2 separate regions of the Homo sapiens genome follow, and region 1 is linked to region 2. A link is an interaction called in ENCODE POLR2A ChIA-PET data of the cell type or tissue named here. Cell type or tissue: PC-9. All regions are shown on one strand. Links, peaks and the distances in the headings refer to the core of each region. The heading gives the core; the rest is flanking DNA.

What was found. Peaks named below come from ENCODE experiments on the same cell type or tissue, not always from the same donor. Only the 100,000 strongest peaks of a DNase experiment are listed, where the experiment ranks them.
Region 1: POLR2A ChIA-PET joins it to region 2 with 10 read pairs; 2 of 35 experiments call an interaction of 5 or more read pairs at or near these places.

The regions. Positions count from the first base shown.
Region 1 is chr2:239,840,451-239,848,788 of GRCh38, reverse strand. No RefSeq gene overlaps it. Among named protein-coding and RNA genes, the nearest start is that of MIR4786, 98 kb to the left of the region's middle. In PC-9, for the core only: no CTCF peak of the experiment used is centred there; no DNase peak of the experiment used is centred there; H3K27me3 peaks cover 2,318 bases.
Region 2 is chr2:239,923,764-239,932,101 of GRCh38, reverse strand. It overlaps a transcript of NDUFA10 not described here. Among named protein-coding and RNA genes, the nearest start is that of MIR4786, 15 kb to the left of the region's middle. RefSeq lists a silencer at 2,977-3,198. In PC-9, for the core only: no CTCF peak of the experiment used is centred there; a DNase peak (open chromatin) is centred at 4,591; H3K27me3 peaks cover 3,044 bases.

The sequences.
Region 1 (8,338 bases), core at 80-8,079, 83 kb after region 2:
AGGTTGAATATAAGGCCCCAATCCCTTCTAGCTTGTAGGATTTCTGCTGATAAATCTGCTGTTAATCTGATAGGTTTTCCTTTATAGGTTACCTGGTGTTTTTGCCTCCCAGCTCTTAAGATTCTTTCCTTCATCTTGACTATAGATAATCTGTTGACAATGTACCTAGGCAATGATCTTTTTGTGATGAATCTCCCAGGTGTTTTTTGAGCTTCTTGTATTTGGATGTCTTGGTCTCTAGCAAGACTGGGAAGTTTTCCTTGATTATTTCTCCAAATATGTTTTCCAAACTTTTAGATTTCTCTTTTTCCTCAGGAACACCAATTATTCTTGGGTTTGGTCATTTAACATAATCCTAAACTTCTTCAAGGCTTTGTTCATTTTTTAAATTCTTTTTTCTTTATCCTTGTTGGATTGGGTGAATTTTAAAACCTTGTATTTGAGCTCTGAAGTTCTTTCTTCTGCTTGTTCGATTCGATGGCTGAGACTTTGCAGAGAGTTTTGCATTTCTCTGTGTCCTTTATTTCCTGAAGTTGTGACTGTTTTTTATTTATGCTGTCTATTTCTCTGAATACTTCTCCCCTCATTTCTTGTATCATTTTTTTCCCCTTAAATTGGACTTCTCCTTTCTCTCATGTCTCCTCATTAGCTTAACAATCAACCTTCTCAATTCTTTTTCAGGTAAATCAGGGATTTCTTCTTGGTTTGGATCCATTGCTGGTGAGCTAGTGTGATTTTTTGGGGGGTGTTAAAGACCTTGTTTTGTCATATTACCAGAAGTGTTTTTCTGGTTCCTTCTCATTTGGATAGGCTATGTCACAGGGAGGATCTGGAGCTCCAGAAGGCTGCAGTTCAGATTCTCTTTTTTTTTTTTTTTTTGATGGAGCCTCGCTCTGTTGTCCAGGCTGGAGTGCAGTGGCATGATCTCAGCTCATTGCAAGCTCCACCTCCTGGGTCCATGCCATTCTCCTCCCTCGGCCTCCCAAGTAGCTGGGACTACAGGTACCCACCACTGCGCTCGGCTAATTTTTTGTATTTTTAGTAGAGACAGGGTTTCACTGTGTTAGCCAGGATGGTCTCGATCTCCTGACCTCATGATCCACCCTCCTTGGCCTCCCCAAGTGCTGGGATTACAGGCATGAGCCACCCCACCCGGCCAAGGCTGCTGTTCAGATTCTTTTGTCCCATGGGGTGTTTCCTTGATGTAGTGCTCTCCCCCTTTTTCCTAGGGATGTGGCTTCCTGAGAGACAAGCTGTAGTGATTGTTATCTCTCTTCTGGATCTAGCCACCCCGCAGGGCCACCAGGCTCCAAGCTGGTACCGGGGGTTGTCTGCACAGAGTCCTGTGATATGAACTATCTTTATATCTCTCAGCCATGGATACCTGAACCTGCTCCGGTAGAGGTGGCAGGGGAGTGAAATGGACTCTGTCCTTAGTTTTGGTTATTTAATGCACGATTTTTTTGCGGTTGGTTTCCTGCCAGGAGGTGGCAATTTCAAGAGAGCATCAGCTGTGGTAGTATGGATCAGGCAGTGGACAAGCCCTAGAACTCCCAAGAGAATATGCCCTTTGTCTTCAGCTACCAGAGTGGGCAGGGAAGGACCATCAGGTGGGGGCAGGATTAGGAATGTCTGAGCTCAGAATCTCCTTGGGTGGGGCTTGCTGAGGCTGCTGTGGGGGATGGGGGTGTGGTTCCCAGGTCAATGGAGTTATGTTCTCAGGAGGATTACGGCTGCTGCTGCTGTGTCATGTGGGTTTTCAGGGAAGTGGGGGGAAGCCGGCAGTTATAGGCCTCACCCAGCTCCCACACAGCCCAAAAGGCTGGTCTCACTTCCACTGTGCCCACCCCTCCAACAGCACCAAGTTCGTTTCCAGGTAGTGGGTGAGCAGGGCTGAGAACTTGCCCCAGGCTACCAGCCTCTCAGCTTAGAGAGCAAGCAGGTCTTTTGTGCCTCCCCACCTGTAGAGTCTGCACACCAGATTTATGCCTTCCCCCAAGTTCTGGCCAGGAGACTTCAGGTTTGTTTGGAATTGTTATAAATTGACTCAACTCCAGGTAAGGTCAAATCCTTCTCCCATGATCTAGATCTTCAGGTTCCCCAGTGAGGGTGTGTGTTCTGGGGTGGACAGTCCCCCTTTCCCACTTTCACAGCTTGGGCGCTCACGGTGTTTGGGTTGTCTCCCAGGTCCTACAGGAGTAATCCACTTCCTTCAGAGGGTCTGTGGATTCTCTCAGCTTTCCTGATGTGTTCCTGCAGTAGTTCTGGAGCAAAAGTTCACAATGCGAGTCTCCACATGCTGTTCTGTCTGTCTTAGTGGGAGCTGCAATCTAGTCCTGCTTCCTATCTGTTATTTCCCTCTCTGTCTATTATGAAGTTTTCAAGTCAAAATAACATCAGCTACAGTTAATGGATAAGGACCACACAATATATACAAAAGTAAATTAAGGGAACATTAATAATTTTTTTTTGGAAAGAGGGAAAAATCTAGAATATTTTCATGAAACCAAAGTTTAGTTGCTATCAGCTTAAAATAACATATTATAACTACAAAACCCTTTATGTCAGCCCCATGATAACCACAAAGAAAGAAATTACAGCAGATACACAAATGAGAAAGAGAAAGGAAACACAGCTTAGCACCTTAGAAAACCATCAAACCACAAAGGTAAACAACAAGAGAGGAAGAAAGGAACAAAGGATCAACAAAACAACCAGAGAAATGTTAACAGAATGGCAGGAATAAGTTCTTGTCTATCAATAATACCTTTGAATGTAAATGGATTAAATTATCTGATTAAAATATATAGAGTAACCAAAATTAACAACAAAAAAGACCCAACTATATGTTGCCTACAAGAGACTCACCTCATTGTTAAAGACAGACTGAGAATAAAGGAATGGAAAAAAATTTTTCATGCAACCAGAACCCAAAAGCAAGTAAGGGTAGCCATACTTATATCAGATAAAATAAATTTTAAGTCAAAAACTGTACAAGGAAACAAGTAGGTCATTAGATAATGATAGGGATCCCTATTTGATACACAGGGATCAATTCATCAAGAAGATATAAAAATTGTAATTATATATGCACCCAACACCAGAGCACCCAGATACATAAAGCAAATATTATTAGACTTAAAGAGAGAGATAGACTCCAATACAATAATAGTAGGGTATGTCAGCACCTACTTTCAACAACAGATATATTATCTAGACAAAAAAGTCAACAAAGAAACACTGGACTGAAACTGAACCATAGATCAAATGTACCTCACAGATATTGAAAGAACATTCCACTTGGAAGCTACAGAATACACATTCTTCTCAACTGCACGTGGAACATTCTGCTGGATAGATCACATTAGGCTACAAAACTAGTTAAGAAACTTAAGAAGACAGAGATTATATCAAGTATCTTTTCTGACCCCAGTGGTATAAAACTGGAAATGAACAATAAGAAAAACTTTGGAAACTTTATAAATACATGGAAACTTGTCAACATGCTCCTAAGCAACCAGTGGGTCAATGAAGAAATTAAAAGAGAAATTAAAAATTTCCTTGAGACAAATGAGAATGGAAACACATCATACCAAAAACCTATGGGACACAGTAAAGCAGTTCTAAGAGGAAAGTTCATAGCAATAAATGACTATATTAAAAAAGAAGAAAGATTTCTAATAAACAATCTAAAGATACACTTCAAGAAACTAGAAAAATAAGAACAAACTAACCCAAAATTTGTAGAAGGATGGAAATAATAAAGTTCAGAGTAGAAATAAATGAAAGAGGTTTAAAAAATTGTTAAGATCAATAAAACAAAGAGTTAGATATTTGAAAGGATAAACAAAATTGACAAGCCTTTTGCTAGATTAAGAAAATAAAAGAGAAGACTCAAATAAATAAAACCAGAGATGAAAAAAGAGACATTATACCTGGCACCACAGAGATACAAAGTATGATAAAAAATGATTATGAATAACTACACCAACAATTTCTTTTTAGACAGGGTCTCACTCTGTCACCAGACTGGAGTGCAGTGGCGTGAGCTGGATCATAGCTCACTGTAACCTTGAACTCCTAGGCTCAAATGATCCTCCTCCCTCAGTCTCTCAAGTAGCTGGGACTACAGGATTGCACCACCACAACCTGCTAACTTTTTATTTTTTGTAGAGATAGGGTCTTGCTATATTGCCCAGGCTGGGTCAACAAATTTGATAACTCAGAAGAAACAGATAAATTTCTAATCACATATAAACTACCAAGATTAAATTATAAAAAAATAGAAAATCAGAGCAGACTGATAATGAGTGAGGAAATTAAATAAGTAATAACAAGCCTTCCTTTAAAGAGAAGCCCAGGACCTGATGGCTTCACTGCTGAATTCTGCCAAGCTTTTAAGAATAATAATACAAATTCTCCTCAAACGATTCCAGAAAACTGAAGAGGAGGGAATATGTACAAACCCATTTTGTGAGGACACCATTACCTTAATTCTAAAACCAGACAGGGATGCAAAAACAACAATAACAATGAAAACTACAGGCCAATATCTCTGATAAACATAGATGCAAAAATTATCAACAACGTACTAGCAAATTGAATCAAACAGCACGTTAAGAAGATCATTCACTATGGTAAAGCACATTTCATCTTAGGGATACAAAGATGGTTTAACACACAAATCAATAAATGTGATATACCACATTAACAGAAAGAAAGACAAAAATCATACGATAATTTCAATAGACACAGAAAAAGCATTTGACTAAATTTAACATTTCTTCTCTCAAAAAATTTGGTATAGAAGTTATGTCCCTCAACATGATAAAGGCCATTTATGACAAACCAACAGCTAACGTCAGAATGAATGATGAAAATAATATCAGGAACCAGACAAGGATGCTCACTTTCACCAATTCTATTCAAGATAGTAGTAGAAGGCTTAGCCAGAGCAATTAGGCAAGAAAAAGAAATAAAAGGCATCCACATTGAAAAGGAGAAAGTTAAATTGTTCCTATTTGCATAAAATACAATCTTATGTATAGAAACCCCTAAAAACCACCAAAAGCCTGTTAGACCTAATTTTAAAAATTCAGTAAATTTGCAGGGTATAAAATCAACATAAAAAAATCTGTAGTATTTCTACATGCTAATAGTGAACCATCTGAAAAAGAACTGAAGAAAATAATTCCATTTAGAATAGCTACAAAAAATAAGCTAGCTAGGAATAAACTTAACCAAGGATGTGAAGATCTCTACACTGGAAACTATAATACTTTGATGAAAGAAATTGAATGGGACACAAATAGATAGAAAAATATTCTGCATTCATAAATTGAAAGAATATTTTTAAATGGCTATATTATTTAAAGCAATCTACAGATTTAATGCAATTCCTATCAAAATACCAATGTCATTCTTCACAGTCATAGAAAAAAAACCCTAAAATTAATATAGAACAACAAAAGACACTGACTAGCCAAAGCAATCCTGAACAAAAAGAACAAAGCTGAAGGCATCACACTACCTGACTTCAAAATTTATTATGAAGCTATAGCAACTAAAACAGCACGGTACTGGCATAAAAACAGACACATAGACCAGTGGAACAGAATAGAGAGGTCAGAAATAAATTCACACATCTACAGCCAATTGATTTTTGACAAAGGTGACAAGAACTCACATTGAGGAAGAGATAATCTTTTTAATAAACTGTGCTGGGAAAATTGTATATCAACATGCAAAAGAATGAGGCTAAATCCCTACTTCTCACCATATAAAAAAATCAACTCAAAATGGATTAAAAACTTAAAAAATCTGAAGCTATGAGGCTACTAGAAAAAAAACAGGGGAAACACTTTGCAACATTGGGTTGGGCAAGGACTTTTAAAATAAGAACATAAAAGAATAGAAAAAAAACCAAAATGGACAAGTGGGATTACATCAAACTAAAAAGATTTTGCATGGAGTGAAAACTATTAAGAGTGAAGTGACAACCTGCAGAATGAGAGAAAATATTTGCAGTCTATTTGTCTGGGAAGGGGTTAATATCTAGAATGTATGAGGAATTTAACACAATTCAGCAGAAAAAAAATTTTAAATGGGCAAAAGATGTTTTCTTTTGACATTTCTCAAAAGAAGACATATTTGAGAAATGTCAAAAGAAAACATACAAATAGCCAACAGATTTATGGAAAATATTCAACATCAGTAATCATCAGGGAAATGCAAATCAAAACCACTGTGAGATACCACTCACTCCAATTAGAATGGCTCCTATTGATAAAACAAAAGAAAACAAGTGTTGGCAAGGATGTGAAGAAAAGGAAACTCTTACACATTGTTAGTGGGATTGTAAACTAGTAAAGCTGTTACGGAAAACAGTATGAAGATTCCTCAATAAATTAAAAATAGTACTACTATATAATCCCACAATTCCACTACTGGGTATATATCCAAAGGAAATGAAATCAGTATGTCAAAGAGATATCTGCACTCCCATGTTGATCGCAGCAGTAGTTACAATAGCCAAGACATGGAATCAACTTAAGTGCTCAACAGTGAATGAAAGGATAAATAAAATGTGGGACTTATACACAATGGAATACTATTCAGCCATAAAAAAAGAAGGAAATCTGATCATTTGCAACAACTTAAATGAACCTGGAGGGCATCATGTTAAGTGAAATAAGCCAGACGAAGAAAGACAGATACCATATGATCTCACTCATATGTGGAATCGAAAACAAACAAAAAGGTCGCTACCACAGAAGTAGGGAGTAGAACATGGTTACCAGAGACTAGGGTGGAGACAAGAGAGGGAAACGGGGAGAGGTTCATCAACAGGTACGAAGTTGCAGTTGGGAGGAATAAATTATGATGTTTGTGTGCACAGCCAGGTGATGGTGGTTAATAGTAAGGTATTGTATATTACAACACAGCTGGAAGGGAGGCATTTGAATGTTCTCACCACCAAGGAATGATAAATACATGAGATGCTGGATATACTAGATACCCTGATTGAATCATTATACAACACAGATGTGTATCAAAACATCAAATTCTATCCCATAAGTATGTACAATTATGTCAATTAAAATTCATTAATTTTGAAAGATTTTTTTATAGAACTTGACAAAGTGATCCTAAAATTCATATGCAAGCATACATTTCAAGCAACTTAAAATAGAAAAGCAAAGAGTTTTGTTTTTAAAAATTTACTCTACCAAATATGAAAGAACAAGGTTGGTATTTACAACAGTGAGTGAGTCATAGTGTGGACATAGACACCTGTATCAGTGAAACAACAGAAGCTCCAGAAAGAGGCTGTTTGTATGTGTGACCTGGGTCCATATAGAAGCAGCCTCCCAGACCAGTAAGGAAAGGACAGGCCATTCAATAGAAAGTGCTGAGAAAACTGGTACCCATGTGGGAAACATTCTATTTCTACCTCACACCATAGACATAAATAAATTCCGGATATATGTAATGAAAAATGAAATTTTTAAAAATGGAGCTCTAAGATTATCTTATTTAAATGTAAGATACAATATTTTTCATATTTACACGTAGAAGACGGTGTTTAAAAAAGACTTCAAAGCAAAATTCATATAATAAACATATTGATAACACTGGTTATGTAAAATTTAGATTTTTGCATGACATTAAGATATAAAAAACTAAGCTAAAAATAAGAACAAATGGCCAGGCGCAATGGCTCACGCCTGTAATCCCAGAACTTTGGGAGGCCGAGGCAGGTGGATCACGAGGTCAGGAGATCGAGACCATCCTGGCTAACACAGTGAAACCCCGTCTCTACTAAAAATACAAAAAATTAGCCGGGCGTGGTAGCAGGTGCCTGTGGTCCCAGCTACTTGGGAGGCTGAGGCAGGAGAATGGAGTGAACCTGGGAGTTGGAGCTTGCAGTGAGCCGAGATCACGCCACTGCACTCCAGCCTGGGCAACAGAGCAAGACTCCGTCTCAAAATAAATAAATAAATAAATAAATAAATAAATAAATAAATAAGAACAAACTGGAAAAAATGTCATTGCTATCCAGGCAAAGATGAGTGATCCAAAACATATAAAGGGATCCTGCACACGCCCAAGAGACAAATAGCCTAGCAGAAAATGGGCAAAGATCTGAGTAGCAAACTGCATAAGAAGAAATAGGAACGGCCAATAAACATCCAAACAGGGGCTCACTGTCATTGGCAATCAGAGAGCTGCAAAGTAAAACAACGATTACACGACACTTTTCATCTGATTGTAGAAATGACATTGTTACAATATGAGATGGGAAGATATTAGGATGGGAAGACACTAGAATACCTGA
Region 2 (8,338 bases), core at 28-8,027:
AGCACTTTGGGAGGCCGAAGAGGGTGGATCACGAGGTCAGGAGATTGAGACCATCCTGGCTAATATGGTGAAACCCCGTCTCTACTAAAAATACAAAAAATAGCTGGGCGTGGTGATGGGCGCCTGTGGTCCCAGCTACTTGGGAGGCTGAGGCAGGAGAATGGCGTGAACCCGGGAGGCGGAGCTTGCAGTGAGCCGAGATCGCACCACTGCACTCCAGCCTGGGCCACAGAGCGAGACTCCGTCTCAAAAAAAAAAAAAAAAAAAAAAGCAGAGGTGCAGATGAAGGGCGGCTCTTCAGAGCCCAGTACTGTGAGTGTGATTTGTCCAGAGGGATGGAGGCTCTTGGGGAGCCCCAGGGCAGCTGTCTTCTCACAGGACGTTACAGCTTGGGGGCCGCTATGGCCTGTGGGCCAGCCTTCTCATCTTGCTGAGCTTGTATTCATTCACTGAGTAAACACTGACTGGGCACCTGCTGTGTGCCAAGCACTGGTTTGGGCGCTTGGAGATCTGGAGGGCACAGTGCAGGTGGAGACCCTGCTTGGGGGAAAGACGCTGTGGCGAGGAGACCCCGCTTGGTGGAAAGACGCTGTGGCGAGGCGAGTGGTGTCCCCAGAACGTGTCCACCTGGGACTTGTGAATGTGACCTCATTTGGAAAAGGGATCTTTGCAGATATGTTAGTTAAGGATACTGAGATGAGCTCATCCTGGCTTTCGGGCACATCCTCATCCAATGACAAGTGTCATCGAAGGAGAGGGAGGGGGCTGTGTGAGGACGGGCAGGGGCTGGAGCGAGGTGCCTGCATGCCAGGGGTGCTGGGCACCTCCAGAGAGGCCCGGAACAGCTTCTTTCCTGCAGCCCTGCAGACACCTTGATTTCTGCAGAAGTGAGAGAGACTACATCATGTGGATTAAGCCGGTCTGCCCCAAAGAGCTCATGCCTGTGGCCAGGGTGAAAGTTGCTGTTCAGATGCTCACAGGGAAAAGCCAATGGGACCAGAAGCACTCAATTTAGCAAATCAAGTCACTGCTCTGCTCAAAACCCTCCGAGGCTCCCACGGCCCTAAAAAGCTAAACGCCATTCTCCACAGGGCCCTACTGCCCCCTGACCTCCCTCCCTGCCACACCCCTCCTGGACCCTGCCCCCCCTCCTGGGCATGCTGTACCCGTCCACCAGGACCCTGCGGCCTCCTGACCTCCCTCCCTGCCACACCCCTCCTGGACCCTGCCCCCCCTCCTGGGCATGCTGTACCCGTCCACCAGGACCCTGCGGCCTCCTGACCTCCCTCCCTGCCACACCCCTCCTGGACCCTGCCCCTCCTCCTGAGCTCGCTGTACCCATCCACCGGGGCCTCCATGCCTGCTGTTCCCCTGCCAGGAACTCTTCTGCACGCCCTCTGGTCCGGCTCCCGGTGCATCCTTGCCTTCCACCTCCCTGTTTCCCACAACCCCGCCCTGTGTACCTTTCCTTCCTGGTGCTCACCACTGATTGGCCGGGTGCCACCTGTGAGTCTGTAGAGCTCTTTGGGGGCGGCAGGCAGGGTCAGCAGAGGCTGCGGACAGCGGGGTGCAGAGGGACTGGAGCCACTGCCTGCAGACAGGCAGGACCGTCTTTCTGCTTGGTGTGACCTGGTCATTTCTCTCGGCGAAGTGGCGATCAGGACGGGATCCATGGGGACGGGGTCAGGAAAGGTCTCTGAGGAGGGCATCCTGGGAGATGATCTGCATGCACGGCTGAAGGAGGAAATTTGCAGGGGATGTGAAGGTCATGGCAAAGGTCAGAGCAGGGGCAATGGAGGAGCAGGGGTGGCAGAGGAGCAGGGGTGGTGGAGAAGCAGGGCTGGCGGAGGACTAGGGGCGGTGGAGAAGCAGGGCTGGCTGAGGAGCAGGGGCAGTGGAGAAGCAGGGCTGGTGGAGGAGCAGGGGCGGTGGAGAAGCAGGGGCAGCGGAGGAGCAGGGGCAGTGGAGGAGCAGGACTGGTGGAGGAGCAGGGGCAGTTGAGAAGCAGGACTGGCTGAGGAGCAGGGGCGGTGGAGAAGCAGGGGCAGCGGAGGAGCAGGGGCAGTGGAGGAGCAGGACTGGTGGAGGAGCAGGGGCAGTTGAGAAGCAGGACTGGCTGAGGAGCAGGGGCGGTGGAGAAGCAGGGGCAGCGGAGGAGCAGGGGCAGTGGAGGAGCAGGGGCAGTGGAGGAGCAGGACTGGTGGAGGAGCAGGGGCAGTGGAGGAGCAGGGCTGGCTGAGGAGCAGGGGCAGTGGGAGAGCAGGGCCGGCGGAGGAGCAAGAGCAGTGGAGGAGCAGGGGCAGTGGAGGAGCAGGGCTGGTGGAGAAGCAGGGGCAGTGGAGGAGCAAGAGCAGTGGAGAAGCAGGGCTGGTGGAGAAGCAGGGCCGGCGGAGGAGCAAGAGCAGTGGAGGAGCAGGGGCAGTGGAGGAGCAGGGGTGGTGGAGAAGCAGGGGCGGTGGAGGAGCAAGAGCAGTGGAGGAGCAGGGCTGGTGGAGAAGCAGGGCCGGCGGAGGAGCAGGGCAGCTTGCTGGAGCAGCAAGGGCTGCCGCACTTCCCGGGCTTGTGAGGTGCACTAGCCTCCCACAAGAAGGAAAATCACCACTGATTAAATAACGTTGAGAGGTGAGGAAACACTGCCATGGCTTATTTTGCATTCCTTGCAAGAGCTCTTTTTGACTCATTTTTTCCTTTTTATGGAGGCTCAGGAGTGAGACCTGAGACCACAAGAGAAATGGCCTCGTGAGACCCTGGCCCCTCCTTCCCATTCTCAACCACCTTCGACAACTCAGTCATCGGTGTCTGCGTCTCTGCCCGGTACCGTCCTCCGTAACCCATGGGTGGCTGATGCAGCCATTGTCCCTGTCTCCAGGGCAGCAGCCAGGCCACCGGTTGGTGCCAAGCACGCACATCACTGCAGTGTCAGGGCAGCGTCTCGCCTGGGTGGCTGCATCCCGGCTTTGGAGACGCCGGGTGGCGATCTTGTTACGATCTCGTTAGCCAGATGCAGCGTTCTCTTCATTTTTAAAGAGCAGTGGGAAGGCACGGGAGGGGGTTCAAGCCTGCTTTGGTTCTTGTCTTCAGCTCACCGGGCGCCAGTGGGGAGCACTGGACAGAGACAGGAGTAGGTGCAGGAGGAAGAGTCGGGGGCTCCTGACCTCGGGAGTGGGATCCGGGTGGCCGCGGGGCGATGGGAGACAAAGCGTTTCGGAGTCAAGGCTGGGAGGATTCGCGGAGGATCCGCTGATGGGAGGAGTGGGGTGAAGGAGCAACCACACAGGCTCCGAGGTTGGGCCTGGGCTGCTTGGAACACGGATACCACCTGTTTGGAAGGGACGCTGCAGGGAACGCGGAAGGGTCTGACATCCTTGCACAGAGGGACCTGGAGCGGGATGTCCGGTGGTTGGCTGGGTGCCTCTGGAGCAGGTGAGGCAGGGCTTGGAGACAGCTTGGGAATCACAGGTGAGAGTGTCCCCCAGGGCCCTGGATGAGGTCACCTGTGGGGAGAGCATAGTTGGAAACGAGATGTCGCTGTCACAGCTCCAGGGTGGGAGACAGGAACTGCATTAAACCCAGCAGCGGCTCGCGGTGGGCCAGGGCCGAGGAGTCTGGCGTGGATTCGGGGGATTTCCTGCCATGAGGAACTGACTTCACAGAATAATAATCACAATAGAAGTAATTTTCAGATCGCAAGTGGTTTTCCTTTTTCCTCTTTGTGTTCTCTTTCCAGCTCTGTATTTCATCTTGTCTTTTGCCTTCTTTTCTTTAGTCATGATTCATGGAATTCATGTGCTCCTTTATTTCTTGGAAAACATGAAAGCAGTTGAGGTATACATTTTCTTCTGTTATGGAACAATTATGCCTTCAAAGTGGCATTGGTACCTGCCTTTTTTTTTCTGTTACATTTGTTTTCTTCTTTTGTTATTTTTTTTTTAAAGTCCTGGAATCTTTGTACAGACCTTCTGCTCCTTACTCGCGTTTGTGGTGGGGGCTGTGCTGGGGTCTGCTGTTTTCCCATGTGGGATGGGAGGGCCCTTCTTGACTTCAGTCGCTCTTTACCTGGGTACTGGTGTTTTGTGTCTTTGCTTTTAACTTTTAATTTGATGACTACACATGCACAAGAAATTGCAAACGCAGCATGCAGAAGTCCCCTGTGTCCTTGCCCAGCACCCCCACAGCCACCGTATTGGGGTACCAGGGACCTGACAGTGATGGGCCCACCAGCCTTGCCGAGTTTTTGCCAGCTTTCCTCACACTCATTTGTTGTTCCATGTGGTTTTATAGAATTTTGCCACCTGTGGCGGCTGCCACGCTGATGTCATCGTGTGAATCTCCCTCAGGCTGTCCCCAGTCGCCACCCAGGCTCCTCCCCTTGCCCCACCCCTAACCCTGGCAACCAGGAAGCTGTTCTGCAGCTCTGTGATTTTGTCATTTTGAGAATTTTGTATAAATGGAATTGTGCGGCATGTGACCTTTAGAGATTAACTTTTAAAATTCAGCCTAATGCCCTTGAGCCCCCTCCAGGCTGTGAGAGTGGCAATACAGTCATGCTTTGTGTAATGACGGGGATACATCCTGAGGACTGCACCGTTAGGTCGGTGAGTCAGCCAGTGGGTGGGGAGTGAACGTGAGGGCCTGGGACATGACTGTGCACTGCTGCAGACTTTATAGACATTGCACACTTAGGCTAAACTCAATTTATCGTTAAAAGTTTTCTTTCTTCAGTAAGCTAACCTTAGCTTACTCTAAGTCTTTTACTTCATACACTTTTTGATATTTTTTAACTTTCTGACTCTTTTATAATAACATTTACCTTAAAATACATGTTACAGCTCTATATTCTTTCTTCATATCCTTATTCTATAAGCTTTATTCTATTACTTTTTTAACTTTTAAAACTTTAAAAAAATACTAAGGCACAAATGCACACATTAGCCTAGGTCTACATACGGTCAGGATCATCCATGTCTGATAGGGTATAACTGTGTCCCCACCCAAGTCTCATCTTGAATTGTAGCTCCCATAATCCCCATGTGTTGTGGGAGGGACCTGGTGGGAGGCCGTTGAATCGTGGGGGTGGATCTTTCCCATGCTGTTCTTGTCACAGTGAATCAGTCTCATGGGATCTGGTGGTTTTATAAAGAGAAGCTCCCCTGCACACACTTTCTTGCCTGCCACCATGTAAGACGTGTCTTGCTTCCCCTTCGCTCTCCACCATGATTGTGAGGCCTCCCCAGCCATGTGGAACTGTGAGTCCATTAAACCTCTTTCCTTTATGAATTACCCGGTCTCGGGTACGTCTTTATTAGCAGCATGAGGACAGACTAATATGACGTCACTGTCTTCCACCTCCACCTCCTGTCCCACTGGAAGGTCTTCAGGAGCAGTAGCACACATGGAATTGTTCTCCCCTGTGGTAATGATGCCTTCTTCTGAATACCTCCTGAAGGACTTATCTGAGGCTGTTTTACAGGTATCTATTTTTTTTTATAAGTAGGAGGAGTACACTCCAAAATTATGATAAAAAGTATAGTGTACTAAAAATATAATCCAGAAATATCGTCAGTTATTTTCATCAGTATTATGTACTGTACATAATTGCATGTGCTAGACTTGTATATGACTGGCACACAGTAGGTTTGCTTACACCAGCCTCATCACAGACAAGCTATGACATATGCTGGCTACAGTGTCACTAGGGGATAGGATTTCTTCAGCTTCATTATAGTCTCATGGGACCACTGTAGCATATTTGGTCTGTTGTTGACTGAAGCATTGTATGCTAGTTTTTTCTGTTTATTGCTGAGCTCACATTACCAGTGTACCACAGTTTGTTTAACCATTCACCCATTGAAGGAAATTGACATCGTTTCCAGATTTTGACAATTATGAATAAAGCCGCTATGAACATTGATATACAAGTTTTTGTGTAGACAGAAAGTTTCATTCCTCTGGTGTAAATGCCCAGAAGTGTAATTGCTGGATCGTAGGGTAAGTGTATGTTTAATTTTTTATCAGAGACTCCAAAATGTTTCCCAGAGTGGGGTACCACCTTACATTCCCACCAATGATGTGTGAAGGACAATCTCTCAGCATCCTCGTCAGGCTTTGGTGTGGTCTCTATTTTTAATTTTAGTTGCTCTGAAAGATGTATAGTGATATTTCATTGTGGTCTTCATTTCTCTAGTGACTGGTGATGTTAACATGTTTTCATGTGCTAATCTGTATATCCTCTTTGTGAAATATCTGTTCATGTCTTTTGCACATTTTCTAACTGGACTGAGCTGATCATTGTTGAGATTTGAGACCTTCTTTATGTATTTCAGATTTTGTCCTCTGCCAGGTGATCTCCCACCTTGTAGCTTGTCTTTTCATTCTGTCACTAGGGCTTTTCACAGAGCAAAAACTTAAATTTGCGTGAGGTCCAATTTTATGTATATTTTTTAATTGATAATACTTTACGAGTCAAGTCTTAAGAATTCTTCACCTAACCCTAGATCTCAAAGATGACCTTCTCTGTTGTTTTCTGCAAGTTTAGTAGTTTTACACTTTACATTTAAGTCTGTGGTCCATTGTGAGTTAATTTTTGTACATAAAGGGAGACTTAGGTCGCAGTTCATTTCTTTTGCCAATGGATGTTCACTCACTTCAGCACCATTTATTTGTAGAAAGACTATCCCTTCCCCATTGAATTGCTTTTGCACCTTTGTCAAACATCAATTGGAAGTACTTGTATGGATCTGTTTCTAGGTTCTTTATTCTGTTCTCTTTTCTCTCTGTTTCTCTATAGTCTTGATTACCGTAATGATGGAGTAAAAATTAAAATCAGGTAGAGTGATTCCTCCCACATTTTTCTTCTTTTTCAAAATTTGTTTAAGCTAGTCTAGTTTATTTTCCTTTCCATATAAAATATAAGATATGCTTATTCACATCTGCACAGATTTCTGCTAGGATTTTAATAAGAACTACACTAAGACTATAGATGAATTTAGGGAGAATTGAGTTTTCCAATTCATGAATGTGGTATTTCTCTCCATCTATTTAGATCTTATTTTACTTATCTCATTAACATTTTGTAGTTTTCAACATACAGATCCTGCACATGGCATGTTTATTTATACATAGGTAATTTTTTGAGTTATTGTAAATACACTGCATTGTATTTTTAATTTCAGTTTCTATGGGCTCATTGCTATTATACAGAAATACAATAATTTTTACGTGTGTTGTTCTTGTATCCTGCAGCCTTGATGAACACGCATTAGTTCTAAGAATTTTAAAATAATTGAGGGGAGATAATTTCTATGTATACCATCATGTCATCTGCAAATAAGAAGAGTTTTTCTTTATTTTTTTCCAATCTCTATGCCATTTGTTTTCCTTTCTTGACTTACTACTCTAGTTAGGATTTTTGGTCCTACATTGAATAGGAGTGGTAATAGTAGACATCTCCAACTTCTTAATGATATTCAGGATCCGAGTCTTTTATCATTAAGTGTTATGTTAGCTGTGATTTCTTTTTTTTGGTAAATGTTCTTTATCGAGTTGAGGAAGTTCCTCTCTCTACCTGTTTGCCGAGAGGTTTTTTTTTAACATCATAAATCAGTGGGTTGACTTTTGTCAAGTACATTTTCTGCATCATCAATTGATATGATAATGTGAGTTTTTCTTCTTTACCTGTTTACCTGTTGATGGTGTATTATATTATTTTCAATGAACCCTACTTTGCATTCCTGCAATAAAACCCACTTGATTGTGGGGTATGATTCTTTTTTTAATGTGATGTTTGATTGAATTTGCTAGTGTTTTGCTGGGGATGTTTGTATCTAAGTTCATGAAGGATATTGATATTTTTCATTTTTGTGCTTCCTTTTTCAGGTTTTTATTAAGGTAATACCAGTCGCATAAAATGAAAAAGGATATGCTTTTTTCTCTTTTATTTTCTGGAAGAGACTGTGTATAATTGGCACTAATTACTCTTTGAATGTTTGGTAGAATTCTCCACTGATACCACCTGGGCATGGAGACTTTTAAAGAAGCTTTTAAATTAAAGATTAAATGCATTTTATATTGGATGAGCTGTAGTTTTCAAGTAATTGATCCATGTCATCTAAGTTGTGAAATTTATGTGTGCAGTAATGTTTGTAATATTTGCTCCTTTTAATGGCTGCAGGGTCTGTAGTAATATCACCTGTTTCATTTCCAGCATTGGTAATTTGTGTCTTCTCTCTTTTTCCTTTGTCTGTCTTGCTAGAGGTTTATTAATTTTATTGATATTTTCATGGAAACAAGTTTTTATTTTCTTGATTTCCCTTATTTTTCTGTTTTCAATTTCATTGAT